2 separate regions of the Homo sapiens genome follow, and region 1 is linked to region 2. A link is a loop called in an ENCODE intact Hi-C map of the cell type or tissue named here. Cell type or tissue: gastrocnemius medialis. All regions are shown on one strand. Links, peaks and the distances in the headings refer to the core of each region. The heading gives the core; the rest is flanking DNA.

What was found. Hi-C counts contacts between places; a loop is a spot of excess contacts. Peaks named below come from ENCODE experiments on the same cell type or tissue, not always from the same donor. Only the 100,000 strongest peaks of a DNase experiment are listed, where the experiment ranks them.
Region 1: it touches region 2 in a loop (11-fold over the local background); 75 of 110 quality-filtered maps call a loop at or near these places.

Annotation. Positions count from the first base shown.
Region 1 is chr2:178,125,678-178,141,012 of GRCh38, reverse strand. RBM45 (RNA binding motif protein 45) reads right to left here. Exons shown (of 10, transcript NM_152945.4): 9 at 14,829-15,029; 10 at 11,357-11,616. The coding sequence ends at 14,837. Among named protein-coding and RNA genes, the nearest start is that of RBM45, 21 kb to the right of the region's middle. In gastrocnemius medialis, for the core only: CTCF peaks have their summits at 8,348 and 8,548 (motif pointing left); no DNase peak of the experiment used is centred there; H3K27ac peaks cover 517 bases.
Region 2 is chr2:178,271,415-178,286,749 of GRCh38, reverse strand. OSBPL6 (oxysterol binding protein like 6) reads right to left here. Exons shown (of 25, transcript NM_032523.4): 2 at 1,629-1,823. Among named protein-coding and RNA genes, the nearest start is that of OSBPL6, 85 kb to the right of the region's middle. RefSeq lists an enhancer at 8,815-9,315. In gastrocnemius medialis, for the core only: a CTCF peak has its summit at 6,272; a DNase peak (open chromatin) is centred at 8,926; H3K4me3 peaks cover 724 bases; H3K27ac peaks cover 5,687 bases.

The sequences.
Region 1 (15,335 bases), core at 5,125-13,124, 150 kb after region 2:
TGATTGTTTCAGACTAATCATGAATAATCCAAAGAGTCCATGACATTCATATGATCATAAGAATGGACAAGTAACCAATTTGGGCAAACAGATCTCATTGTGGATCTATTGAGATGTGTATTAGAGTTCAAGAGCAGCCTGGGCAACAAAGTGAGACCCTGTCCCCGAAAAAAAAATGTGTATTAACGGTTTTTTCCCCCCAATGGGAACTGCTCTTTCATCAAAGGATAAACCCTACTTAGCAATGGTATGTTGTTCTTTGAACACATAATTTGTACTACTAATATTTTATTTAGGTTTGCTTGCATCCATATTCATAGGTTAAAGAACAATTTATAGCTTTGATTTTTGTCTTTTCAATGTTTTGGTGTCAGGGTAACAGTAACTGCACAAAATTTAATGTGGTGTACACTCACCTTTTTCTGTCTGCCAGAGAAAATTTATATAACATAGGAATAACGTGCTTCTTAAAAGTTTGGGAGAATGCATAGAGTGATCAGGACTCATTTGAGGAGATACAATTCATTGGTTACTACATTAATTTTTTTCTTTGGTTATCGACCTGTTTGAATTTTGTAATTCTTGAGTGGGTTTTCTAAACTCGTGTACTGAATATTTCATAGCAAATATTTAAATTAAAACAATTAAGGATGACATTTATTTTTTAATAATCTGTTTTTCATTAACTTTATTATTTCTGATTTTGATTTTTTTAGAAAATGCATTTGCCAGGAGGTTGCCTATTTGCTTTCCTCTGATTTATTTCTAGTCTTATCCATATTGTTACTTTTTTCCCTTGTGTTACATGTCTAATTCATTCATTTTCATGTTCTAAATAATAGTGACTATCAGTTTTCCTTTCAGCATAGCTTTAAACACATCCTCTAATTTTTATTTGCCATTTTGTTTTCACTCAATTTTACTGGATCTTTTTGACAAAACAACCGTTTAGGAGGCTTCTAAATTATTTTTCACATGATTGTGATTTAATTATTAAAATTTTTAAGTTTTATTACCACGTATAACTTTTGCCCTTTAAAATGCACTGCAGGGAAACTGTCAGGCTCTAAGGATTGCTTTCCGTTATTACAGGCCATTCAGATGCTGAAGTAACGTACAGCAGGTGAGCACTGAATGTCAGAACCATTTCATTCCTCCAGGAATCCAAGGCGGCCTATAGGATCTAAGCTTAGGGTAGAAGAGAGTAAGAGGTGTCCTTGCAATCAGACCAAAGTATTTCAAACAGAGAGGCTGGAAAGAACATGTTGGAGGTGTTTCGTTTATCCTGCTAATAAATACTGTAAATCAGCTAATGTGCAGAAAGCTAACAGATCTTTCTGGGTCCTCTATGCTGCTTTTGTCATTCGGCATTGCTTTCTGATCAATTTGTAAACTACCATTTGAGAAAAGATATATATTTTTTTCCTATACATATTAATTTTGTTTTATTTTTCATTTCTTGTGGATAATTTCTCTCCATATTTGATTTGTGTTGTAATGGTTCACAGAACATGTTAAGGTTTCCATCACAATCCCTACACTATTGTAAAGTGTACTTTTTACTTTCACATTGTAATATATAAAAGTATATATATAATATATATTATTAAAATATATTATATAAAAATATATTATATAAAATATATATTTTATATATCAAGTATATATAAAGTACTTTGTAATTTCACAATTTAATCCTATATGAGCCCGCGTGTGTCAGGGTCTGTTGTTTTTACTAATTGTAATTTTGTCAGTGACTATGCTTCTGTTATTTAGCCTTATAACTTCTCCTTAAATTGTACTCTGAGATACTTTTTGTGTTAAGTGTGTGTGACAGAATTGGATTTAAAGGTAAGTCTCTTGAACGAAGGAAATAATTTCATTTTGTTTTTAGAATTTAAAGTTTAAACAGTTTTGGTCTTACGTGCTTTTTTTTTTTTTTTACTTTTGTCATACACACAATTTCACTTTTGTATTGTTCAATAATTTGAAGAGGAGACATTCTGTTATTAATTTTATTATTAAGCACCTTAACAGACTTCAAAAGATTCTTAATCTTACATTTAATTATCAAAGTAAAAAAAGAATGAATTTTAATATTTCTTTACAAAAGAGAAGGATTTTACCCCTCACCCACCTCCATCCCCCCCAAAAAATAAACTGCCATTCCTTCTTGGCCTTCATTAACTTAACCTAGGGTTATAAATCCCACTGAAAAATTTCGGAATAGATAAGTCATATAATAAAACTTTTTTTAAAAAATGAAATTTACAATTACCTTCATTATTCTAATAGTTTCAGTGATGATTTCAATACTCACCGACTGGCCTTTCTTTCCTTCTTCTTTTATTCTTAATTTTGATTCATTTTGGGAGTGTGGTGATTAATTTTTTTCCAGAAAGGGCAAATGAGCAGTACATTGTATATCACAGAATGCCTGTTACCTTTACAATTTGGATGAGTAGAGGAATCTTGGGCTACAAAACTACAGACATTGCTCCATTCCAGATGGCATTTAAAATGTGTAGAAGAGGATCTTCAGTCTTGTGACTTTTAAAATTTTTTAGATCAACCATGTTTCTTCTATTAAAACGAGTTATTGTTTATTGGGAACATCTATTAGTCAAAGGATAAATCTCTGTAATCAGCCTTTTTGATCTGCACCTTTTCTCTTACTATATTTGTCGGAGGGTGCTTTTTATCTTTTGCTCTGGTGCTTTTTGTTCATCCTAACTTATTTAAGCTGCAGAGAATCCTTTAAAAGAAAGCTTTTAAAGCACAATATATAACATTGATGAAAGCAGTTCTGATCTGGATAATGAACAAAAAGTGGGGGAACTTCCCTCCATCTTCGCTTTGTGGACTCATGAGAACCCACAGGATTCTGAAAAGTAGTTCAGTATTCACTGTTCATCATGGATTCAATTTTCTTTAGTGCTATGACTATTTACTATTTCTGACTCAAATATTAATTTAGCTTCTCCCTTTCTTTTCTCACTCTTATTTTCCTGCCCTCTTGCCATCATAATACCCTGCTGCACCATAGGGGGAGCAAAAGCAGATATTTTCTAATATTTTTTGTTCTATAAGCACTGGAAGAACAAAGTCCTTCTTTCTAAATGCTTCAGGACATTGTTCTTCTCTCATTCTGCAGAACTGTCTGTTTCACCAGCCTCATGCTGATTTTTGCTTTATTCACTAAGAAAGAAAAACTTTAATTGAAGTATAAGATAAATAAAAAATGCATACTCCATAGAGTACAGCTCAAAAACGATCAGTTATCCCCATCCTGGTCAAGAAAAACAAGACCACCAGCACACCATAACTCCCTTTGTGAACTCCCCCATTCCATTCTGCTCAAAGATATGTTTTGCTTGTTTTTGAACTCTGTAACTGGGAATCCTACAGCACATCTTTTGTTGGCTGGTTGCTTTTGTTCAACATTATGTTTGTGAGATTCCTTCAAATCATTATAAGTGTAGCAAGTTAGCTCATTTCCTTGCTATAGAGTGTCATATGCATTCTGTTCATGGACATTGGGGTTGTTTCCACTTTGGGGCTACTATGAATAATACCAAGAATGTTTTTGTATGTGTCTTTTGGTACATATATGTACACATCTTTGTTGGATATATGCTTAGAAGTGGAATTGCTGAGTCGAGGGTATACATATGTTCAACTTTAGTAGATACTGTCAAACATTTTCCCAAGCGGTTGAGCCAATTTGCATCAGCAGTTCTTGTTGCTTCACACTGTCACCAGTACTTGGTATTGTCAACATTTTAATTCTTGCTGTTCATACCACTGTTAGGGTAGCTTATTGTAGTTTTAATGAGCAGTTCATTGATGACTAATACGGCTGAACATTCTGAGTTTTAAAAGATTCTTAAGCTTATATTAACTATCAAATTAAAAAGAATATTTTAATATTTCTTTACAAAATGAATCTATCCACTACTCCTGTCCCCTGCCAAAACAAAACAACCCCAAAACAAAACTAAATAAAACTCCCCAAACAAAAAACCCTGCCCTCTTCTTGGTCTTCTTTTGTGAAGTGCTTGTTCAAATCTTTTGCCCATTTAGTTACTTATTTCACAATGAGTTTATCTAGGCCAATTGCAGAGAACTGTCAGACTCTGAATACTGCTTTCAGCTCTTCCACAGCTTACTTAAGTAAGTGCTGATATAATATCCAGCAGGTGGTCAAAGGTGTTAGACTCATTTCATTTCCCCAGGAAATCCCAGGAGGTCCATCAGATCTAGGGTAGAAGAGGGTAAGGGACTTCCTTGCAATAAGATCAAAGTTCTCAGGGCAAAGAAGCTGAAAAGAACATTCCGCACCCCCCCGACCCCAACCGCTATCTACATAAGTATTCTAAATCAGCTGATGTGCAGAGGCTAAGACATCTTTCTGTGCTGGTTATGTCACCTTTGTCATTCATACTCTTCTGGTCAGAGGCGAGATCTTTTATGACTCCCCTACTGAGCTGAATGCCGCATGTGGTTCTCTTAGTCAAGGAAACCTCCAACATAGTGCAGCTTCAGGGCCACTAGTGAAGGAATGCAGAAAGAAGCCTATTATGACAAGACTCTCAATAGCTGTCTCAAATTAACAGTATAGCCTTCTCATACATAAGTTAATAAGGAGTGTCAGAAGATGGGAGGCTAAGGTGTCATCTTGTTTTATTTGTTTTTGTTTGTTTGAGACGGAGTCTCGCTCTGTCGCTCAGGCTGGAGTGCAGTGGCGTGATCTCGGCTCACTGCAAGTTCCGCCTCCCGGGTTTACACCTTTCTCCTGCCTCAGCCTCCCAAGTAGCTGGGACTACAGGCGCCCGCCACCACACCTGCCTAATTTTTTGTATTTTTAGTACAGAAGGGGTTTCACCATGTTAACCAGGATGGTCTCGATCTCCTGACCTCGTGATCTGCCCACCTCGGCCTCCCAAAGTGCTGGGATTACAGGCGTGAGCCATCACACTGGGCTGTCATCTTGTTTTATTAACAGCATGTTCCAATGCAGAATTGGAGTCAGCCATTTTTTAAAATCCTACCCCTTACTGGGATTCTACTGAATTTCTATTTAGTAGAAATTCTTTCTAGTTTCCACTAACCTTAACCTAAGTTTCTATGATTGATATAAATTTTCTTCCTACTTAATGTTTTCCAGGATGTTTCTGTAGAATCCTGAGAGACGAGGGTTTGCAGAGGCTTGTATTTACACTAATAATTATTATCTTTCTTATTTTCTAGATGAGAAAACAGACCCAAAAAGGCCATGTGGGTACCACATATGAAACTCATTTTTGGGGAACTAAAGGCTAATAATATCAACAAGATCTAGAAGACATGATAAATTCCTGCTACAAATAGCTAAAAGCTATTAAGTAGAAGCTGGATATTCCAGGCACATTGCTAATCTTTAAGGATGATGTAAGGGAGATTTACTTCTGATTTCTTTTTGTGTGTGAAATACCTCCTTTGAGTTATCATAGTAAAATAAGACTGTAGGGACAACATTACAGTACCTGGTATAGACTCCCTATTGCCTATGATTCCCAGATTTAGGCTAAAAGTAGTAGGAGATGAGTCCTGTTAGGAATTTCTGGTGAAATAAACAAGCCAAGATGGTACCTAATGGTAGATGAATCCTGGTAGGAGTTGGTGATGATAAACCAAAGGTAGGTGCTATCTTTCCTAGTACACTCTTTTTTTGCCACTGTTGGCTCAATCTTGATATTGCCAAAGCAGCTCCCCTGTCCAGTGCTCTCAGCAACTATTGTAGATTGTTTCTAAAGTCAGTCCTTTAAGTAACAGATTAAAATCTTCTTCTCTATCCTCTTCAAAATGGTCACGCTGGCACTTGTATTAAGTTACGAATGTACTAATATAGAAGAGGGAGGAAGAGTTTTGTGCCAGTGGGGCAATGATATAAGAATGTAAAAATTATCTCCTAGGGCCAAAACCCAACACAGTGGATAGGCTTTGTTTTATTTTAAATTTATTTTTGAGATGGAGTCTTGCTCTGTCGCCCAGGCTGGAGTGCAGTGGCGAAATCTTGGCTCACTGCAACCTCCGCGTCAGCCTCCTTCATAGCTGGGATTACTCCAAGAGATTATCTCGCCTCAGCCTCCTTAGTAGCTGGGATTACAGGTGACTGCCACCATGCCTGGGTAATTTTTTTGTAGTAGAGACAGGGATTTACCAGGTTGGCCAGGCTGGTCTCAAACTCCTGACCTCAAGTGATCCGCCCACCTCAGCCTCCCACAGTGCTGAGATTACAGGCGTCAGCCACTGCGCCCGGCCCAGATAGGCTTTGTTGACAAAGAGAGAAAAAAATGAAATTACATATTTTTATATATCAGAACTTCTAGTAAATTAGTATATAACTTTAAAGTAGATGACTTTAATTTTTTTTCTGGCATAAAAAAACAACAAAAAAAAACAGAGCAAGCAAGCAAACAAAACCCTTAAAAACTCTGAGCTAATGAATGCTGTTACCTATGTCTTGTTAATGCTAGAAAATATTAATAATATATGAGCAAAAAAATTAGTTGTAACATCATTACTTACAAAATCAGAAAAGAATTTGGAGAAGAATTCAGAGAACGTAGTTTCACAGAAGTTATTGGTGGGAAGCACTTTGGTTATTCTTCTGTGCTCAGTATTTCCCCCAGTTTCTGTAGAAAACAGTACTGGTACTTGCCTTTTCACACAGTTCTTGAGTTTTGTACCTCATATACAAACAACTGTTTAAAAATGGTCTTCCGATGCCTTCCTTCTGCCACTTCTGCAGCATTTTGGTCAGACAGGCAGTTTCTAAGAGTCCCACGGTGGTATAGCCTAGGTTAGCTAGCTCACATGGACCTTGACATCCAGATACTGTCTTCAATTCATATATGACAGTCACAGAACTCCCTTTTTCTCTGATAATTACTCAGATAAATTTTCACAGGGCCTCGTAACTTTCTCAAAGTATAGTGGGAGCTGCATTTTCTACTAAGGACAAGACTTTTCTACCTTAAATAAAGTCAAAGCATGGCCATTGTAATGAATGAACTACAACTTGATATTTTAACTGAATATTTCTGTCTGATCTCCTATCAATACCATACCTTCAGTTCCCAGGATCCATGTGTTCTTGAGCTACTGTTTCTAGAAAAGGAAATAATGCAATCCATTTATTAGAATTCAAGTATTAAAATGGAACTTCTTGTCTAATAAGGATGACCATTTTTGTTTTCTCTTTACTGAAATCATATGTAAAAATAACTGCCCTGATTTTTAATAGCGCTTACCATCCACATATGGAACAAAGCCTGTGTGTGGCATACCTCTAGGTGAAAAGGCAATAGATTTCACTTGTTCTTGCCCTCACTGATTTTTAGCTTTAGTATTTATTAAAGCTATTGAAAGTTACAATGTACCTATAAATCAAAAGGTTTTTGGGTACATCAAAAAAGCATTCGTTTTACAAGAAGATTCATCTTACGATTATAAGAACACTCACATACACACAGAGGTATTTCTGTACCCTTTTGATTATTCTATTTCAGTTTTTTTGACAATGATAATTACATCTCCTTCATACTCCTTTGTCATTTAAAACAAATAACATTTACCTACGTACTTCTTCAGAACCCCAATCTTTGGTAATTTACTTAGACAATTCACTTAAAAATAAATGTAAATAAAAATATTAGGTAAAAGCTTTGAATGGCATAAACAATTACTATCCTTTACAAACATCAAAAAATATTCACTAAAGTAAAAAAAGATGGCCTATTATTTGTTATTTGTGAGACTGTGTTCTTCAATTTCTTAATGCAATTCATATTTACTGATATTAACTGAGGAAAAACCAGATGCTTAATTCTAAAAAATGCCCAAGGTAAAAAGACTAGGAAACAACTTCTCGATGCCTTACTTTTACAACAGTCCAACCTAAGGTCCAACATATGAAATCTCTTTGGGCCAGTATATTCCAAAGTGAATGCCACTGACCACCCCATCATAACCACAGCTTGTTCAAAAACTCACCCCAAACCTGCAGAACCAGTATACCTACATTTTAAACAAACACTCATGGTGATTCTTGTGGACACCAAAGTTAAAGAACCACAGTTTTGGCTGGGTGCAGTGGTTCACGCCTGTAATCCCAGCACTTTGGGAGGCCGAGGTGGGCAGGTCACCTGAGGTCAGGAGTTTGAGACCAGCCTGACCAACATGGAGAAACTGTCTCTACTAAAAATACAAAATCAGCTGGGTGTGGTGGCACGTGCCTGTAATCCCAGCTGCTCAGAAGGCTGAGGCAGCAGAATCGCTTGAACCCGGGAGGTGGAGGTTGCGGTGAGCTGAGATCGCACCATTGTACTCCAGCCTGGGCAACAAGAGTGAAACTCTGTCTCAAACAAACAAACAAACAAACAAACAAAAAAGAACCGCAGTTTTAGGCATTTCAAACACCATCATTTCCATCTCAGTGCCTTAAATTAAGATTGGAATGCTGCACTTTATCACCAATGTTTATCACCACCTAGTGGTAAAGTCCCTTATTTCTACTTTCCATGGATTCATTCATACTGAATAGGATCCCAATTAAGAGAGAACAAAATTCAGAGAAAGCTAAAATTTTAGAGTAATAATTTCCTGGCTATTTTTCACTACCTTTTTATCTACAGTAGATGAAACCTGTGAAACTAAAAGTACTGAACATTTTCTAAATGTATTTAACTTTGAAAAATTCTTTCTAGTATTTCAAGGAACATAGTTTGGAACATGTTGCTTTAGAAGCAGCAAATTTGACAGTTGCTTTCAGTAATCTACCATACAAGACCTCAGTTAATGAATTTACAAGAAGGCTTTAATCAGGCTTATTTTAAATGTTATTTCTTATTTTAACCACATAGTTGAGAGGTTTATTGAGATGTATTGCTTATTATTTAAAAAAATTTTTAAAGAAATATATACTAATAAAACTTCACTGTGTTGGCAGTTTTAATAACTAACATTTGCTGGGCATCCAAGTATTTATATATTATGTTCTTATACTCAAAGTGCATCTGAGAAGTAAACATTAAGGTGAAGACATAAACAACTAGATTAATAAATGCAATTTTTTAGGTTCTAGAATTTCCTCATTCTAAGAAAAATCTAAAATTCTGGCTTTTAAAATACAGCTTTAGGGATCAACTGCAAAAGATAGGAAGACAGGACCAAGGCTAAATAACTGAGAGGATTAAGATGAAATGCACTCTGAAGCTGAAGTAAGCATTGTTTACTGAGACATGCAATTGGGAAAGAAAACAAAACAACAGGTTGTACTGAAAAAGCAAAGTGTTTTGTAGGTAGAGAGGTATCATATGATCTCTTTAGAATTTATACTAGGATTCAAAGAAATACATCTAGATAAGGCACTTTACTCTTACCACAACTGTTTGCTGGGACCGGCTGCCTGACTGGTAGAAGGGAGAAACCGGGATCATTTAATCTGAACAGAGAATGTGGAGGGCTGGCCAGGTATATGATAGCTACCATGTGACAGATTCAAGCTCTCCTAGAAAGCCCAGTGAAATACTCTAATAGGGGAAAACTGTAGGAAATAGGATCTTATCTCAATTGTGAAGATTAACCAAAGATGCAATGGACTCAGGTAGGAGGTAGAGAGCTCCTTTCTATAACTGTTACTTTTACACTGTTTAGATTAACCACCTGGCAGAAATATTTTTGAGATAATTCAAGCATTAGTTACATGGCAGAGCCCAATAACTTGTAAGGAACAATTTAATTCCAATCTGTGAAAACTGAACTATGTGTACAGTAAATGAGTTTGGGATAACCACACCTATTTTTTGGTAATTAATCCACAACTTCCCTTGTTTAGGTTTTTCATTGCTTTGTTCTTTTAAAAAATTAAAAACAAAGAAACAGAGGACAGTGGCTATTCACAGGTACAATAACAGCACTCTGCAGCCTCGAACTCCTGGGCTCTGGCACTCCTACCGCCTCAGCCTCCTGAGTAGCTGGGACTACAGTCGCGCCACTGCACCCAGCTTTGCTTTCTCTTTAAAATACATCCTCTGCCTCACAGAAAGATACCTGGCCCAATTCTTGTCAGCAGTTTTGCCTGTGAAGGCACAACTAAATTTTCTTTTCTAAATTTGCTAAAATCACTGACTTTTAAAAGAAAAGATTTTAGTTTTCCAATGGAGATGTCCAAGTATAAGATACTCAGTTATTAAGATTGCTGAATTTAATCTTTCATCGTTTGAGTCAGAATGTGAGAAGTATAATGAGGAGATAATTACGTTTTAACAAATGCATGTCATTTATAATACCTTTTTATAAAAAGTGCCAAATGCTTGATTTAGATATACCTTTTTTATACATATCAATTCAATGTCATAGCTAATAATTTTTTTTTGTTAAAGTTTTCAAAATACAAGCAGAATAGATCCCTAATTTTTAATCTTTATTTAGTTTTAGTTTTTATTTTTGAGACAGGGTCTTGCTCTGTTGTCCAGGCTGCAGCAGCACTATTGTGGCTCACGGTAGCCTCGGTCTCCTAGGCTCAAGCAATCCTTCCGCTTCAGCTTTCTGAGTAGCTGGGACTGCAGGCACACACCACCACGCCTGGCTAATTTCATAATGTTTTGTGGAGACCGGGTCCTCTATGTTGCCCAGGCTGGTCTCCTCTTGAACTCTAGGGCTCAAGTGATCCTCCCACCTTGGCCTCCTAAAGTGCCAGGATTATAAGTGTGGTGAGCAACCACCCCTGGCCCTAATTTTAATCTTTAATTTCAAAATAACTATACCTCCTATTGTAGTCTGTTTTGAAAATTCCTTACATGTCATATTTTTGGAGTGGCCATTATTTCTATAAAGATAAAAATGTCCATCCCCCCAAAGCCACTGACATTTATTTAAATTTATTATCAGAAAGTTTTAATTTTTTTATCACTGTTGGCTTATAATCTTAGAGCTTCACAAAATTACCAACACATTTTGGTATAACTAAAAAAAATACAGTACAAAATATTTCCAATGATTTTGTCTTTTGTCCTTAGATTAAGTGTAAACAGTTAAGCTGCATATATAGATTGAGTAGCAATTACCATATTTTATTGACTCTAAGATGCAATTGATTGAAAAAAGCACCTTTTCATGTTTTATTAAGAAAGAAAATAAGGTTGTCGATTACACTATGCCATACAACTGATATTGAGATGCTTCTACTTTCAGGGGTGTTAAAATGTGAAAGATGTGCATCTCAAAATCAATGACATATGTCATTTAGTCAAATTCTAAAGACTGTCTATTAAATTTTTCCGTTCTTGTCTTTCACATAAATAAGTCATGATTTAGTTAAGCAAAGAAAACTTTATTTCTGCTACACGTAACAACATATTGCTCTAAGGAACAACTACTATATTCGTTTTAGCATTAATGTATGGATTCAAAAATACATGTCAGCAATCCCTGCTTCCCAGACAAAACAATGCTGTACACAGACTATCAGGTATATGGAAAAAAAAAAAGCTGTCAACTGTCCACAGGGAATGCGTCCAGTCACATTTTCAGTCAGTCAGCTGAGGATTATGTCATTATTTAGTCTTTGTTCTGTAGAAAGAACACAACACAAGTATGAAAATCATCACCTGAAAGGAAAGGAAATAGCTGTTGTAGTATTCCTAAAATGTTAGGAATTGTTCCTTTATTTCAATATACCCAATGTTATCTGCTTAATCATAGCTGCCCCCAAATAAAACCAAACTTACTAAGAAGGGCGATGCAGGTGCTGAATTTCTAGAGGGAAAGTGTTGTGAATTAACAAAAAATCTGATGCTCTGAAATACTAAAATTTATATTTTCCTCAAATAGAAAGAGAATTACATTGTGGTTATCAGACCCATCTCAAAATAGAATTCAACTACTTTCAATGTTATATCCTTGGATCAGTTGCTTCTATTTCCTAGGCATGACTCACTTAATCCCAGGCCCATACCTCAGAGATAAAAGAAACCAGCCTTCATGAGCTGTGTTTGCAGCCTTTTAAAAATTAAAGAAACAAACAAAAAAGTGCACCTACCCCAAAAAACTTGTCACAATCATATAAAATTTGGCAAAGTCTTCCACAGTATTTTATCGAAACTTAAAATAAGGTAATATGTTTATTTAATACACCAACAAAGAAGAAGAATCTCATAATGGAGTCCATTGTAAATAGGAGATCCGCAGCAAAAATAAAAAAAGCCATGCTGCAATTAGAAGAAATTCAAAACCGTGTAGCTAATCGTATCCTATCCAAACAGCCATTTTCAACTAACCTGACCCTATTTTATCTCTGCCCTGAATATGCGTAACAGTTCAAAAAAGGGAAAAATGATAGATTAAAATTTTTATGAACAGCCATGCTGAAAATGCAATTCCTCTGATGTAGGAAATTGGATGAGTTTAAGGGAAAAATGTGGTATTTATAAAGCTTAGTTCTCACAGTACCAACTGGCCACAAGGTAGTTTTATATCATTATACTTTTAGTTTCTGATCATTTGGATGTCATTATTTTAGATAAGAGGACATCTCAAAGGTTTCACTGAAGCTACAAATGCAAGAGTTTTAGTTTAGACTTGCAAAGCCTTTTTTTCATTTTACATTTTGTTGACTCATTGTCTCTCAAAAGCCCTATGAGAAAACTGGGCCTCAAAAAGGCAAAGAGGGTCAGTCGCAGTGGTTCATGCCTGTAATCCCAGCACTTTGGGAGGCCGAGGAAGGCAGATGACTTGAGCTTAGGAGTTCAAGGCCAGCCTGGGCAACACGGCAAAACCCTGTCTTACCAAAAAAAATTACCTGGGCATGGTGGCACATGCCTGTAGTCCCAGCTACTTGCAAGGCTGAGCTGTGAGGACTGCTTGAGCCCAGGAGGCAGAGGCTGCAGTAAGCTGAGATCAGGCCACTGCACTCCAGCCTGGGTGACAGACTAAGATTCTGTGTTTAAAAAAAAAAAAAAAAAAAAAAAAAAAAGGGCGTAGAGACCAGCCCAGTCACAGTTAAATGGCTTTTTATTTTAAGCCCAATATTCTCTTTAACATGTAAATAATCATTAGAAAAGGTTCAACCACAAGAATAATTTATATACTTTTCTATACTGAGAAGTCTAAAGTCTATATTATTGTCCTTTTTAAGAACAAAGATTTATTGAGTAAAAGCAAGAACTATTTATTTCCTATTATTGAAATATTCACAGACTAGAAAAAACACATTTTTTGCATGCTAGAGAATAGCTTCTCCAAACAGAATTCATTCTTAACATTTTATCCATAAACAGGAAAAAATGCTTGCTAATTCTTTTCCACTCCCAATTTAATATATCCAGGGTTAAATTGCTAACAATGTATGGTACAATGAGAGTGGTTTTGTCATTTAATAAAACATTTAAAAAGATTTAAAAATTAGGATTATGGGCCCAATGGGCACTTTCTCTTGTCAAATGCCTTCTATGAAGCTATGAAGGAGGAACTAATCATGTGATCTGTTCTAGGAGAGGAAGGGTCATCAGCAGTGAGGCCTGGCAGGAATCATTCTCATACGTGCTAGCTCACACAATTGGTCAGAAAGAAAATCTTAAGTGAAAAAAATAAAGGTTTCAAGCCAGTAACTTCAAACTGAATTCAAAGTGCCTGCCATCTACTACATTTGACCTATAGTAGACTTGGAAAGTTAGTGTGTGGGAACAGGAAAACGGCTTCCCCTGAAATTCAGAATTATTTTACAGAATAAAAACCGCCAAACTTTAGGCCAGGCGCAGTGGCTCATGCCTGTAATCCCAGCACTTTGGGAGGCCGAGGCGGGCGGATCATGAGGTCAGGAGATCGAAACACGGTGAAACCCCGCCTCTACTAAAAATACAAAAAATTAGCCAGGCGTGGTGGTACGCGCCTGTAGTCCCAGCTACTGGGGAAGCTGAGGCAGAAGAATCACTTGTATCCAGGAGGTGGAGGTTGCAGTGAATCGAGATCTCGCCACTGCACTCCAGCCTGGGTGACAGACCGAGACGTCTCGGGGGAAAAAAAAAGTCAAACTTTAAGGAATGTTTCCCCAAACCACACAGATATAAACTCACTGTCACAGTCAAATAAATTGTAGTTTGATTTTTGAAAACTAATAAATAAAATAGGAAATGGAATTCATATGGCTGTATGTATCAAAATTTACAATAAAGAGTTTTTGGTAAATTGTCAGGTTTTCTTAAAAAATACATATATGCATACGAGAATATTTTCTGAATGTATTGTTTTAATGCACAAACTCACAAATACAAGTCCAGAAAACACCAACATTTAGGTTCAAAAGGTCCAAAAATGATATATTATTTGATATTGCTTTTTAGGCATTTCATTAGAGAGAAGTCAAAACATTATCTTTATAAACGACTGTTATAAATTACCTCAATTCATAACTCAAGACACCAATTTTTCAAGTTAAAAATCTTTAGAAGTATTTCAATTTTTTTTTAAAGCAATCCTTATTCTAGCACCGGACAACTTAAAAGTTTATATAAGCACATAATAAAAAGTTGAATTCTTAAAATCGAAGATTTCACAAACAAAAAACAATTATTTATCTTTCTAAATTGAAATGTGATTTTATTTTACAGAAGGGCAAAAACATTCTTCAGTAAATGTCAACAATTTTTAAAGTTTAAATAGTTGCAAAGCTCTTTTAACTGACAACTTCTAAATCACTAAAAAGAAAAGTTTATAAAGTACTTACACATATTCCTCATATACTATTTACTCAATATGTTTTAAAATTCAGATTAAAAAGGGCTTACCTCAAGAATCAGTAAGTTCTTTGCCGTTTGTTAGATTCTTCTCTTGGCGAATCTGCCAGCATAACTTTAAGTCTCACCCCATTCAGAATCTTTCCATGTAGAGTGGCAATGGCATCATTAGCACTTATTCTATCGGCATACTTGGCATACCCCACATTTTTTCCTGACACAAGGTAAACTTCGATCAGGTTACCAAAACGACTGAAACAAAGTGAAAAAAATAATCAACCAAAATTGATAAATACAACTGCTCAGGTCTAAAATTTGGAGTCCATTCTTGACTCCATTTTCACCCTTCTCCCCAGATCCAACATCCAACTCATGTCAATCTTAAACATCTCAGTCAATTCTATTCATTCTCATTCAGATCTCTCTTCTCATTCAGACCATCATCTTTTCCTTAATCTAACTCCTTTTTCACTAGTTTCCTTACCCCTGAGCTTGTCCCTCTTCAATCCATTTTTCACTCTGTCTTCTGAGTGATCTTTCTAAAACATAAATATGATC
Region 2 (15,335 bases), core at 3,273-11,272:
GGGGTCATTCAAAAAGAAGGCTACTTGGTGAATCAGTTTACGTCCCTGGAACCAAAACAGTCAGATCAGGCAACTGAACTCTTAGGTCATGAAATATCAGACCCTGAGATGACACCCTCCACATCTGGAAAAAATGATGCAGAGCACATCACTATGAAAATTAGATCTCCTTAAGCCCATGGCCTGAAACATCTTATCTTTGAAAAGTCTTCTTACTTCATAGGTAAGCCTGGCTGGCAAGTGTCAGCTTCTCAAAGCTCATACATTTTATATAAAATAATAAATGCTAAAATAATAGCAGAGGATAAATACTAATAGAATGTTATATTAAAGTACATAGAAGTGACCTCATATACAGAGAGCAGAAGAAATTGATGCTTAAAGCAGGACTCTTGAACTCAAAAGCCTACGTGTCCCAGGCAGGTGCCATAATCTGTAAGATTGGTTTGGTTAAATATTTAGGGAATGCAAAATACTAGCAAAGTACAGTTACTAGGATAGTAACAAGACCAGATTTTTAATCTTCCAAGAGAAACCAGATATCTGATCTATCTGATTTTTATGTGAAGTTTCCAGATTTTCAAATGTTGGCAATTAATTTTCTTATAAAAAGAAAATTTTTACAGGTTAAAAAATGTTAGCAAAAAATTTGGCCTGTGGGCTACTTTGCAAGCTCTAATCTAAAATGCGCTTTTAAACAATACAGTAATAAACAGAAAGCTTCTAATATAACAATGATTACACTAAATTACTGAGCCTTGGTTTCTGCTCTACCAAGAGGAACCAGTCCACGCTAGGAAAGGGCGGGAATGGCATCAGGATACAAAAGAAACTTTCCCAAATCATATATGTCTGAATTGTCATCACCACTACCACCACCATCCCTGTGCCCCTGGCAAATAAGGTTTGAGCAGAGGATGTGCAGCTTGTAAAAAGCTCCCGAAGACGATTAATGCCACAAACTTCCACCCTGGGGATGGCTGACCTTGAAGAAATAGAAAGCTTTGGATAACTGGGAGGGTGCAGCTAAGTGGTGAAGACCACAAACTCAGTAGGCCTAAGATATCAAATAGTTATATAAAGCGGCTCTAAAATAATAACCACAAATATCAAAGATGACAAGGATACCACAAAAAGTATTGCTAGTACCACAGCCATTTCAGTCTCATGAGCAAAAAGAAAAGTTGACTGTCTCATTGTTTACTATGGAAGATTATAAAAACTGGATGCATTTTAAGAATGTGTACCTGTAGTCAAATGTGGGTTTGTGGATATGTGTATAAAGAAAGCAAGGATAACATTTTGGCTATTTTAAGGTTTAGGTCTGCACGTTCATTGCTCAAGAAGGGAAAAGCAGTATCATATTTCCACATGATGCCAGACTACATACAGAAAACAGAAAATGGTTACCAAATATTTTCACATTTTTCTACTTCCTATCCTTAAAAAAAAAAGAACTTTTTATTATAAGGATTATGACATATTATTTTAAGATCTGACATACAAATAAGAGATATAAAGAAACACCTTCCTGTGACTTTGTGGTGTCCCACTAATCTGTTGCTATTATTAAGCGCTGCCTAACCTAACCCTGCTTTTGGTTTTAAGCTTGTGTTCTTCTAACTCACCTTGCACCTTGGAGTCAAAGTCTTCCAAGTCAGCTTTATGGTCAAAGCTGTTTCACAGTGATTTATCCTCAGATGCCTGCAGCTTTTCTCCTTGGGACATGATATGTCTTTGACCTTGCTGGGGCTATCTGGGTAAATTATAGGGGTGGCTCCTTAATATCCTTCTGTTGCTGTTTTCCCAGCAAGTGGCAGAACCTGAAAAAGAGAGATTACAGTCATATAGTACATCTTTACAAAACTTTCGTGAGCCTCTCACGGGGACTGCCTATGGCCAATCAGAAAATTCCTCCCAATTTATCTTTTGAACAGGAAGTTCATATGGGTACATGCCTCAGCTTTTTATCTCCTTTGTTCAGTTTTATGTAACCTCAAAGACGTAACCACTGACCTTCTCAGTAATCAGTAACATTCATAATTTACATCTCACCCAGAGCTTGGAGTATGAAAACTCTCAAGTGATATAGCAAATATTTCCTAAAAGGGGACAAAATATATTCTCCAGGACCACATTTAGCCCTCCAATTAAATATAAACCTCAACAGGGCTTTTTTGTTTGTTTGTTTTGTTTTGAGACAGAGTCTCGCTGCAATGCCCAGGGTGGAGTGCAATGGTGTGATCTCGGCTCACTGCAACCTCTGCCTCCTGGGTTCAAGTGATTCTCCTGCCTCAGCCTCCTGAGTAGCTGGGATTACAGGCACACGCCATCATGCCCAGCTAATTTTTTTATTTTTAGTAGAGATGGAGTTTCACCATGTTGGCCAGGCTGGTCTCGAACTCCTGACCTTGGATGATCTGCCTGCCTCGGCCTCCCAAAGGGCTGGGATTACAGGCTGAGCCACCATGCCTGGCCCAATAGAGTTTTTAAAAATAGTAAGTATGAAGTGGTTTCATCATACATGCACATAGATGTACAATCTCTAATGCCCTGAAAAAAACGCATGAACAGTCTCTAATTTGCTGTAGAAGAGAACTGTAGCCAAACTCCTAGAACAATCCTCTAGCAAGAAGAACAGACTCTATACATACTATAAAAGAATATAGTTTTTAACTTGACATAATTTCTCAGAAAGCAAAGAAACAGTATGCTATGGTTTGGATATAATTTGGCCTCACCAAGTCTCATGTTGAAATATGATCCCCGGTGGTGAAGGTGAGGCCTGGTGGGAGGTGTCTGGGTCACAGGAGCGGATCCCACATGAATAGCTTGGTACCATTCTGAGGGGTGAATTCTCACTTTTATATCCCACAAGAACTGATTGCTGAAAAAGAACCTGGGACTCCTTTTCTCTCTCTCTCTTGCTTCCTCTGTCACCATGTGATCTCTGCATAACAGCTCTCCTTCATCTTCTGCCACGAATGGAAGCAGCCTGAGGCCCTCACCAGAAGCAGATGCTAGCACCGTGCTTCTTATACAGCCTGCAGAACCATGAGCCAAATAAACCTCTTTTCTTTACAAATTACCCACCCTCAGGTATTCCTTTATGACAACACAAATGGACCAAAACACAGTATTTTTACAAGAGAATAAATTCATCATAAGATAAGAGAAAAATGTGACAAGTAATCCAAAGAAGTTACTCTCTGATCCTGAAACATGACAGACGTTTTTATCCTTCCAGCCATAAACCTCTCTAGCAGGCTCCTTTATTCACAAGCCAGCTTTAAAAATCACTCCCTGGGTTTGACTTTTTCAAGCCTATCCTTTCACTCTGTTTTAGTTTTCCTTTTTTTTTTTTACTTATTGAGAATGGGAAAAATGCACACACAAGCACATGTATACATACATACATATTCTAAGGCTACAACTTACTGAAACTGCAGAAGATTTATGTTTGGCCAGCATCCAATGCCATGATTGCCCCCTTAAGTACCATCTTTCTGCAAAAGTTTTTGTTCTAACTCCCCTTCCACTTCTTTAAATAACATTTTTAAAAAAAATTCTACTGTGTTGTAAGACGATTCCGTGTACCTTGTAAGTCCTGAGTAAAATTTAATTGTTGATTATGATGATGACCTTGAATACTAAGGCTAAGATCCATCAGAATTCTTTTTGTATGCTCAGCATTGCATCTTTTTATTTTCTGCACACTACTCAGTCTATGCTCTTTAATCTCATTTAATTACAGGCAGATGGAATATGAATTGTCAGCTATAGAAACTCCCCTAGCAGGCCAGGCGCAGTGGCTCACACCTGTAATCCCAGCACTTTGGGAAGCCAAGGTGGGTGAATCACCTGAGGTCAGGAGATCGAGACCAGCTTGGCCAACATGGTGAAACCCCATCTCTACTAAAAATACAAAAAATTAGCTGGGCATGGTGGCAGGCACCTATAATCCCAGCTACTTAGGAGGCTGAGGCAGGAGAATCGCTTGAAACCGGGAGGTAGAAATTGAAGTGAGCTGAGATCATGCCATTGCAGTCCAGCCTGGGCAACAAGAGCGAAACTCTGTCTAAAAACAAAAAACAAAAAGCAGAAACTCCCTTAGCCATCTCTTCCTTCCTCCTTCCTATGATGAACTCTGTCAAGCTTTGGAAACAGAGAAGACACTGATAAAGAGGAAAAAGAAAAGGCAAGCTAAAGAGTCCCCTGTGCTATCCTGCAGCTCTTTTTGCTCATTCACCCCCGTTCCTCTGTCCTAGTCTGATTCTCCACAAGTTCTTACCATTCTAAAATAACAAGTGGGAAGGTAAACCAGAAGAGAGGACCAAGGGGGTAAGATTAAGGCTTCCTTTCCTTCCCGCTGTTTCCTCCACTAAGCAGCAGCAGAGGGGAGGGATAAGACAAGTTGAATCTCACTAACCATATCTAAGGAATTCCTCCGCCCTCTCCCATCGCATCACATATGCTGTGTGTGTGTGTCCTTGGCTACCTGCCTATGTAAATAAAACCTTAGCCCAAGGAGCATCCATCTACTTCCTTCTTCTTTCGCCATAGTCTTTGCCAATACAGCCTTCAAAATCCAGCACAAAACTGCAACTCCCAACTCCTTCACTGATCTTTCCAGTTAGGAAGAAGAAGCTGCTCAGTACTTTTGGTCAGTTCTATTTGTGTCAGGCTGTCCTGGTCTTACAGTTTTATGTGTGAACTGTGTCTCCTATACCAGACTGTGTGTACTCCGGGAAGCAGGGACCGGACCTTAATTCTGTGCAAACAATTTTTTTCCTTTTAAGTTCTGGGGTACATGTGCAGGATGTACATGTTTGTTACACAGGTAAATGTGTGCCACGGTGGTTTGCTGCACCTATCAACCCGTCACCTAGGTATGAAGCCCCACATGCATTAGCTATTTCTCCTGATGCTCTCCCACCCACCACCCCCCTCACCACAGACCCCAGTGTGTGTTGTTCCCCTCCCTGTGTCCATGCGTTCTCATTGTTCAGCTCCCACTTATAAGTGAGAACATGCAGTGTTTAGTTTTCTGTTCCTGTGTTAGTTTGCTGAGGATAATGGCTTCTACCTCTGTCCATGTCCCTGCAAAGGACATGATCAAATACAGACACATAGACCAATGGGACAGCATAGAAAATAAGACTGCACGTCAACAACTATGGGATCTCTGACAAACGTGACAAAAACAAGCAATGGGGAAAGGATTCCCTATTTAATAAATGATGCTGGGAGAACTGGCTAGCCATATGCAGAAAACTGAAACTGGACCCCTTCCTTACACCTTATACAAAAATTAACTCAAGGCAGATTAAAGACTTAAATGTAAAACCTAAAACTATAAAAACCCTAGAAGAAAGTCTAGGCAATACCATTCAGGACATAGGCAAGGCAAAGATTTCATGAGGAAAACGTCAAAAGCGGCCGGGCACGGTGGCTCACACCTGTAATCCCAGCACTTTGGGAGGCCGAGGCAGGCGGATCACCTGAGGTCAAGCATTTGAGATCAGACTGGCCAACGTGGGAAAACCCTGTCTCTACTAAAAAATACAAAAATTAGCCAGGTGTGGTGGCGCATGCCTGTAATCCCAGCTATTCGGGAGGCTGAGACAGAATTGCTTGAACCTGGGAGGCAGAGGTTTCAATGAGCCTAGATCATGCCATTGCACTCCAACCTGGGCAACAGAGTAAGACTCCATCTCAAAAGAAAAAAAAAAAAAAAAAGTCAAAAGCAATTGCAACAAAAGCAAAAATTGACAAATGACATCTAATTAAACTAAAGAGTTTCTGCACAGAAAAAGAAACTACCAGAGCAAACAGACAACCTACACACTGGGAGAAAATTTTTGCAATCTATCCATCTCTGACAAAGGTCTAATAACCAGAGTCTACAAGGAACTTAAACGAATTTACAAGAAACAAACAAACAACCCCATTAAAAATTGGGCAAAGGATATGAATAGACACTTCTCAAAAGAAGACATTTATGCAGGCCTGCACACAATTGTTAACTCTGACACTGTGTGTTAGAGTTTAAAATAGAAATTTACAAGGTTTTGACTTACATGTATTCTGTAAGAAACTAATCTATTATTGTCTATTTTGCTATTAAATGCACGAAAGTGTATATTTTCACACAATGCATATGAAATGTCAAAGAACAGAGGTTTTGGCTTGTTCTGCAACCATAATTAATGTTCATGCGAATATTCTGTACAACCTTCAAAAAGACAACCAAGATGAAGTGTAGTACCCGCTATAACCTCCAGGGGGACTGAGTACTCTGAGTTAAAAATTACCACCACACTATTAACACATGGTTCAGTTATAACCAATCATCTCTGATAGTTACTCAAGCCAAAAATATTAGAAACATTTGTCTTAATTCAGCTTCAAAAGCTTGATTAGGACATACAGGTTTATATAGTCACATTCACATTCCAAATTTCTAGGTGACATATATTATTTTAGAAAGCCAGAGTTCACTAAGTGGCAATTCAACCTCATTTTATTTAATTTTATTTTTTTTAAATTTTTTTGAGACAGATCTCACTCTATTGCCAGGCTGGAGTACAGTGGTGCCATCTCAGCTCACTGCAACCTCCACCTCCCAGGTTCAAGCAATTATCCTGCCTCAGCCTCCCGAGTAGCTGGGACTACAGGTGTGCGCCACCATGCCCAGCTAATTTTTGTATTTTTAGTAGAGGCAGAGTTTCACCATGTTGGCCAGGATTGTCTAGATCTCTTGACTTCGTGATCCACTCGCCTCGGCCTCCCAAAGTGCTGGGATTCCAGGTGTGAGCCACCGCACCTGTCCCAACCTCATTTTAATTAAGAAATTTCACTGGGTCTTGTTTTACCTTGCACATAAACTGCATGCAGGGCAGAAGTCCAAAGGTGATAAGTGTATAAAGTTCAAGCCTGATTACTGCTTGTGACAAAGTACATTGAAGATTAATCCTTAAAGCCACACTAAGAAATACCCCAGTTAAGAAATATACTCAGAGATAGGAAGATTGGTTCTTTCAAAAAGTATAACCAAAATTGGCGTGCATGCGTGTGTGTGCATGCACACGCGTGCACACACATGCGTTTTCGTACAGCACATCTGGTTTTAACTGAAACACATTCACAATAGGAATCATGTTCTATTTAAACATATCCTCTGTAGATCAAAAAGGATGCTAACATTATCTTTCTAAATCATTAATGAGCAAAAGTTGTAAAGGTTGAAAAGGTTGATTTAAACAAAATTTCCCACACTAACCAGTACTAGCCAGTGGGCGTCTCTGGAAAATCTCATTCAGAAGAGTTTAGTGACTTGGCAATGGTTCCTTCTGAATGGCTCATTCAGGAAGCAAATGATCCATTATCTTTGCAACAGAATTTTCCTTTAAGCTATGTGACTAATCCTCCCAACAGCCTGGGTTTTGCCCACATGTTCTTGTCTAGTGCATTCCCCGCACATTCCTCTCCTTTCTTATTCAAGCCCATCAGAAACCAAGATGTAGTCTACCAAAGATTAGATTGTCCCATGTAGCTACTAGGTAAATGCATATAATGCAAAATGGAGACAAGATTAAGCAAACCCCAGCACTCTGTACAATAATAAAGAATTCCTAAAATAATAAAGACAACCAGAAGAGTTATCTATGTAATCTAGATAGCAAAGTCTATTTCATACCAAAAACAAGAAATGAGACACTTTTGATCATTTTCTCACATATGTGGGCCATGGTTTTATTTCAATGCTCACACCATTTCTACAAAGAAGGATTGGTCTTAATTTAGGGTTCAACATTCTAAATTGCTTTTCTAGAAATCTGTAGCACAATACACAGTACAACACCTTTTTTTATTATCTTGCTTACTTTGCCTATTGTCACCACTAACTTCATTAGTGAAAAGATAATCATTTTGCTTTTTTCCACTGGCAGCAATGTTTAGACAAGAAATTGATTTTTCTTTTCCTACCTATGAAAGTTTCAAGTTCACTGAGGGTATCTAAGTCTCTGGAGAATATAGTTTAAGTGCCACAATCCAATAGGTTTAATGGAAACAGGTTGTGCTGGGGTAACTTCCTGAAGATGAAATATACAAATTTCAGTCATTGTTACCTAGTAACTACTGTGGCTTTCTTGTTAATAAGTAAAGAGCAAAAGACATTTAACCTCAGAAAAGTATCTTATCTCATTAATGTTACTACATATCAAAGAAGTTAAAATTCACAAGCTGAAATAACATATCAGAGTTTTCATATCCACCACTAAGTATTGATTGATTAATCCACAACAGTAAGTCAATTATGTAGTTATTATATATAAACATCAAAACCAGACTCTAAAGAGGATCTAGAAATGTAACAATCAACAAAAACCAGGCTCTTGCCCTTAAGAAATTTAGAGGGCTCAAAGCCCTAGATAACAGGAAAAGGTATGTGAGTAATCTTTTTAAGTTACAAAAGCAAAATATGTACTATGAATATTGATGGCATGAAAATAATTCTAGCTTGGCGTTTGTGGGCTGGGTGGGAATCAGATCAGAAGAAGTTCCTCAAAAGAGGAGGCATTTGAAAGATGAGTAGATCAGGCAGAAAATGGGCATGCAGGGATGAATAAAGGACATTTCAAACAGTGAGAAAAGTATATGAAAATCAAGAGACGGGAAAGTGTAGTCTGTAGTTCAGAGCTCAGAGCTTAGGGGACAAAGGAGGAGAGTAGAGCAGGGGAAGCCAGAGAAAAGGTTTGAAACAGCGTGGAAGGTCTCAAATGCTGGTGAGAGATTGAATTTCACTGTGTGGGCTGTAAAGAACAGGAGCGAAGTTCAGAACAGGAGAGCCACGTGATCATACTTCATGGAGGGGGATCTAGCCGCAGAACAAACGGGAGGAAAAAGACAAGAGAGAACCTCAGAGATCAGATGGGAGGATGAAGCAACCTGGGAGAGTGGAAACAGGAGGGGACAAACCAAGAACTAACAGTGGACAGGACAGAAGGTGAACCTAGACAGCCTCACGTGTTTCTTGCCTTAGCAAAATAATCAGTGAGAAACAAAACATTCATGATTTTTCAGAAACATGATCAAAGTATAACAAGATATTTTATTTATAAATGCTAATAAACTATATACCCTAATAAACTAATTTGCTCAAGACAAACATAATTTTCTCAGTCTATCACAGTTCTACCATTTAGCCAATTTTTTCAGATTTTTTTGTTTGCATATAACTTAGATCTAATTGACAATATTTCTCTGAGGGTAGGGAAAGTGTTTTCTTTCTTCAAAATTCAAAAGCCAAGCACAGGGAGGACTTGACATTTATTAACCATTCAAAGATTTTTTTCCCCCAAATTAAAGAGTATTGTTAATGCTGACAAAAATTCAGATGACTGATCATACAGCTAAGAATTCTGAGTAGAGGCTATTTAAAGGAATCTGCAATTTTATTATTCCCTTGACAACATCTGTGTGAAATCCAAAGAATAAATATTACAGAAACCACTCAATAGTTCTATTATTCAGTTGAATAAAATTGCATAAAAATTAATAACTCCATTAATTCTAAAACACTATAAACATGCTTAGGACACATCCTAATCTTCTGAAAGGAGTATGCTCTAAAGAAAGAGTTAGCAAACTTTCTGTAAAGGTCCAGATCAGTGAATATTTTAGATTTTGTGCAATCCCTTGATGAAACTACTCAGCTCTGCTGCTGTGCCAGGAAAGGAGCCACAGACAATATATAAACAAATAAACATGGCTGTGTTCCAGCAAAACCTTACTTATAAAAAAGTGGTGGGCACCTACTGCAGTTTGCTGACTCCTGCCTAGCAGAGAATCCAGCTGTGGTGGCTTGATATGGTTTCATTGTTCTTGCTCCTCAATGCACATAACTCTGATGAAGTGATTTAAAAAATTATTGTGAGAAAATGGGCTCAAAAAAAAAAAAAAACTCTTCTAGTGGAGTAATAAAAGGGAAAACAAAATGAAGAAGTTCTGAGGAAGCAATGGATTCACGGAGACAAAGAGAAGTTCAGGGAAACTTATAAAGAAGAATGTAAAGGCCAGGAGTGGTGGCTTAAGCCTGTAATCCCAGCACTTTGGGAGGCCGACGTGGATGGATCACTTGAGGTCAGGAGTTCGAGACCAGCCTGGGCAACATGGTGAAACCTTGTCTCTACTAAAAATACAAAAATTAGCTGGGTGTGGTGGTGCATACCTGTAATCCCAGCTACTTGGGAGGCTGAGGCAGGAGAATCACTTGAACCCGGCAGGCAGAGGTTGCAGTGAGCCAAGATCATGCCACTGCACTCTAGCCTGGGCGACAGAGCGAGACTCCGTCTCAAAAAAAAAAAAAAAAAAACCATTTAGAATATTTAAATATTCTAAGTAGAAATATTTAAAAATGTGACTCACGAAATCATTTCAGGGGATATTCCAACCAATGCCCAAATTCTCACTGAGAGAAAACTTCAGGGAAAGCTTAAACTATCATATAAAAATATTTAAGAAATGCATGAATCTTGACAGAATATTTGCATGAGAGAGGCCTAGGGGATTGGTAAATTTATGAAAGTCTCAGATCATATTTCCCTCATGAATTATGATGATCGTAATATATTTACTTGATACACTAGGGGGAAAGTAGAAAATCCTATCATCAAAGCTTACTAATCTATATTTAAATCTTTAAAAGAGTTAAAAAACTATCTTAACTCAATTACATTTGCTTAACAATGCTACTGCTAATTTACCATTGAAAGTGACTTACTAGCTCTGTGACCTTGTGAAAATTATTTTACTTCTCTGTGCCTCGGGTTCCTCATCTGGAAAAAGTAGCTCTTTCACTGAATTGCCTGAGGATTAAGCAAATTAATGCATGTAAAGTGTTCATAACAGTCCAGGCATACGGAAGTGCTCAAATGTTCTGCTGCTGCTGCTGCTTCCCCAAGTCTCTTCTCCCCAAGTCAGCTTTACTGGTTCCTCTTTTTTTTTTTCCCTCTTTTTTTTCTCCGTTTGGCTTCTCCTGAGTGACCTTGTCTCGCTTTGAGGCCTTAAACCTACCATTTGCTGGAGACTACTCAATCCGTCTCCTCAATGCTGACCTCTTTTCCAGATTGCATTTCCAATTTCCTACTGTCGATTCCATTGCAATATATCAAGGGCACCTGAAACTCAGTGTGTTCAAAAATCAAACCCATTATTATTATTATTATCATTATTATTTTTGAGACAGAGTCTCACTCTCAGGCTGGAGTACAGTGGTGCAATCTTGGCTCACTGCAACCTCCGGCTTCCGGGTTCAAGAGATTCTCCTGCCTCTGCCTTGTGAGTAGTTGGGATTACAGGCGCCCATCACCATGCCCGGCTAATTTTTGTAGTTTTAGTAGAGACGGGGTTTCACTATGTTGGCCAGGCTAACCTCAAACTCCTGACTTCAAGTGATCCACCCGCCTCAGCCTCCCAAAGTGCTGGGATTACAGGCGAAAGCCACTGTGCCCAGCACCATTATCTTTCTGCCCTTGCCCCTTTTCCTTTCCTTATATTTCCTTAGTTAGTGACATCACTCTATATCCTTACTTCATGCTAGAAAATAGTTATTTTTCCATTACCATTTCATTTCTCTACTCCCAGTCATTATCTCCTCCAGGCCATCTTTCATTGTCATCGGAGTTATCTTTCTTAAAACATAGATTTGATCATGTTATCCTGTTGCTCAATTACTCTCTATTGCTTGGGGAAAAGATCTGTGGACCTAGGAGTGCGCTTCAGAGACTCTGGAAAGTGTCTGAAATTGGATACAAAAATTTCTGTGTCTTTCATTTAAAAAAAAAAAATCATGGTCCTAGAGGACAATTTTTAAACTGCTCAGCAGGGTACAATCTGAAGTTTAAGTTGCATCCTAGTCACACTCCTATATCTGAAACATACTGTTGAGTGGACAACAAAAGAGATGTAAATATATTTTTGGTGTCTGGATATTGTAATATTGGTTTGAAATTTCTTAAATTCAAAGTTTCACCTTATAGAGAATACATAGTTATAAATATGTAGACATACATTGTGTTTACTTAATTAAATCTAGGGACACCCTTACTGGTGTCCCTGGATTTGAATGAGATCAATGGTAAAGACCGGAGGCCTAACAGCCTAGGTTCAAACCCTGGCTCAGTCAATTGCCAGTAATGTGACCTTGGGCAAGTTACATAGCTTCTGTTCCATGATCTGTGAAGATGGAGAGAGTAACAGTACCTGCCTTTTGGGATTATTCTGAGGATTAAATTAGTTTATTATGTACAGTTTATTTATTAGTTTATTTATATATAGCACTTAAGACTACATAAGTGCTTGCTATTATCATAATTATTTATTGAAAGCCAAGACTCAAGTTTGCAAGAGATAATCACAGAGCAAAAAAAAAAAAAAATTGACCTCGCCCACATAAGCCTCAAGCTTTAATCAACTGAGTTAGTTAGCCAGAGAATACTAACAAAGATGGCCCTCTTCACTAATGTTTTTATCAACTGAAAAGTGTTGCAAGCCTATCTGATAAAATTCTTTTACTAGCTTGCAATAACTAAAAGCATCAGCTCAGAATATTTCCAAGGCACACTATAGGTACACTAAAATAATTACTTTGAATAGAAAAAAGCCAGAGCTGCTCTTTCCTGGGCAGCAAATCAATGGGCATCTCATTGCTTACCACGTGCCCAATGTAAAGGGAAAATGCTAAGTAGGAAATTGGGAAGAAAGATAAAGGAGCTCAATGACTCAGCTTTCAAACAAGCTGGTGTCTTGTTTGCCAGAGATATGGGCTATTAGGCATTATCAACACCCACCTGGCCAAGAAAAAAGCTGTGAAATGTAGATCCCAATATCAGCAAATCTATGGACAAATCAAAATAAGTGTATGCTGTATGCCTTAGCTGACTTTCTCTGAGTGATATGGTTATGCGATGTATTTGCAACTGCCTCTGTTTAAAATTGTCAGCCAAAAAATGCTATTTTCACTCATATTATAAATACTGCAGTTGTATAAACAGTAGTATTTGTTCCCCAACAAACTGCCAAAAGGATCACTTTACTGTTTATTAATGGCATAATAATCAGACCTTAGGTTAAAATACTTTTAATTTACTTGTTTACTTTTTTTTTGAGACGGGGTATCACTTTGTCACCCAGGCTGGAGTGCAGTGGCCCAATCTGAGCTCACTGCAGCCTCCACCTCCCAGGCTCAAGCAATCCTCCCACCTCAGCCTCCCGAGTAGCTGGGAATACAGGCATGCACCACCATGCCTGGCTATTTTTTGTAGAGATGGGGTTTCACCATGCTGTCCAGGCTGGTCTCAAACTGTGAAGCTCAAGTGATTCACCTGCCTTGGCCTCCCAAAGTGTTGGGACTACAGGAATGTGCCACAGCCCGGCCATATTAAAATACTTAAGTTAATACTGAAATTAGAGAAAGACAGAATAAAGCCGAAATTCCTTAGCCTACTATTAGAGATCCTTCATGATCTTACCTCAACTAACTTTCCACCTTCCTCTTCCAGGATATACTTCTTGAAATCTTCAAGCAAATGAAACGTCTTGCAATTCCCCCAATCATACTCACTCTTTACCCACTCTGTGCATTTCCTCTACCTAGAACAGTCTCCCCATTACATCTCCAAAGTCTAAATCCCATCCTTTTCAGGCCCTGTCTGGATGACAAGAAGCCATTCTCTGTGGCTCAGTGGAATTATCCAGGATCTTAACTTTCATAACTTTCACTCAGCACCTATGGGAATTTCCTCAGCCCATCTTGATCAAAGTTACTAACACATGCCTTTTATTTTCAAGACTGGATGCTCTCTGAGGGCAATGTCTACAACTGCTCCATCTTTGTAAGCCCACCTGCACCATTTGCACTTATGCCCATGGCAGGTGCTCATGCTTTTTGCTACAGTATGCAAGAAGGATGCTAAAGTGTGCTAAAGCTCAAGTGACTGATCATTTAAACCAAATGGACAAGTACCTGCACTCAGACAAGTTTTGCTGAAGAAAGACTTCAGTTAAAAAGATATGCAATGAGACTTGTTTCCTTGTGAAGCAAACTGAGAGAGGAGAATTGTAATGCTACTCCCAGGGCATTTACCGACTAGTGATCTGCCAACAGCTACTAACGGTGGTGCATTAAAAGCTTCCTTCCCATTGAGGTAACTGATAATATACTTCCAAATTAGATAAATCATAAGATAGCTGATCCTGTCTTTCCCCTGCTGCAAACTTAAAATACTGTTTGCCTCTGGGGCCTTGGATCAAGAGCTTTCAAGATCTGCGTATACAGTGATCATTTCAATCATCATCTCTAATATGCCTTTAACACTAAATATCCAAGTACCAAAATGCAAAAATTACATAGTCTGATACATAACAGAACCCCCAAGTGCCAAGACAGGGAAAGATTAACAAAAGTATATCCAAACATCAGCAGTCTGATACTACTTGGGCAGAAGTTGACAAGTCCTAACATGGCACTTGGCAGTAACTGAAATGCTTTTTGGATCGCCAAGTGGAGGCTGACTTCACTCTTACATGAAGCTCCAGGGCTGTGCTGAACAGTAAGTTCTTGCCAGACCACTGGACAGCTGCCCACTGTCTGCAGTCCTGTGTTCACAGATGAGATTTCTCTGGCTATTCAGTTCAAAACCTGTTACGTAAATGAGTTTTGATATTCACTCTTGGACAAAAGTAATTTCCCTAAGCCTCAAATCCTGAAAGAACAATCTAAGTCCTAAACCAGATGAAAGAACAGACTTTTACAGAACTGTCTTGACTAAGTTGTGCTAATGGGAAATTTTCTGTTGGGTCCTCTATCTGGTAGGGCTTTCATATCAATGACATCTGGAACATTCAGTCTAGAATATCACATTTCTAGTATCTATTGGATTACTGGAATGGCAACTGAATCCTTGGGCAGGGAGCAGGAGATTCTAAGTGTTTTAATTGAGTCAGTCTTTAAAATAACTATTATGTATATTCTTTAAAGTATAAACATGTTTGTCACATGCAAATCGAGGTCAAAATAATGTTTAAAAATTATTAATAAATTAGGTGAACACTGTTAGTAGCACTGCCATAAATTATACAGTTTTTGAAATGATAAAATAGAGCCTCAATAAGTCTAAGGTTTGCATAATCTGTAACATTTTTCATATATAGCTTTACTGAATAACCCTGGCTGAATTTCTCTTTTTTGTTTTGTTTTGTTTTTAAGCAAAAACAAAACATTGTTAAGCAGCCGAATTTCTCTTTGAGTCAGTTCTTCAGTCTCCCAGTCT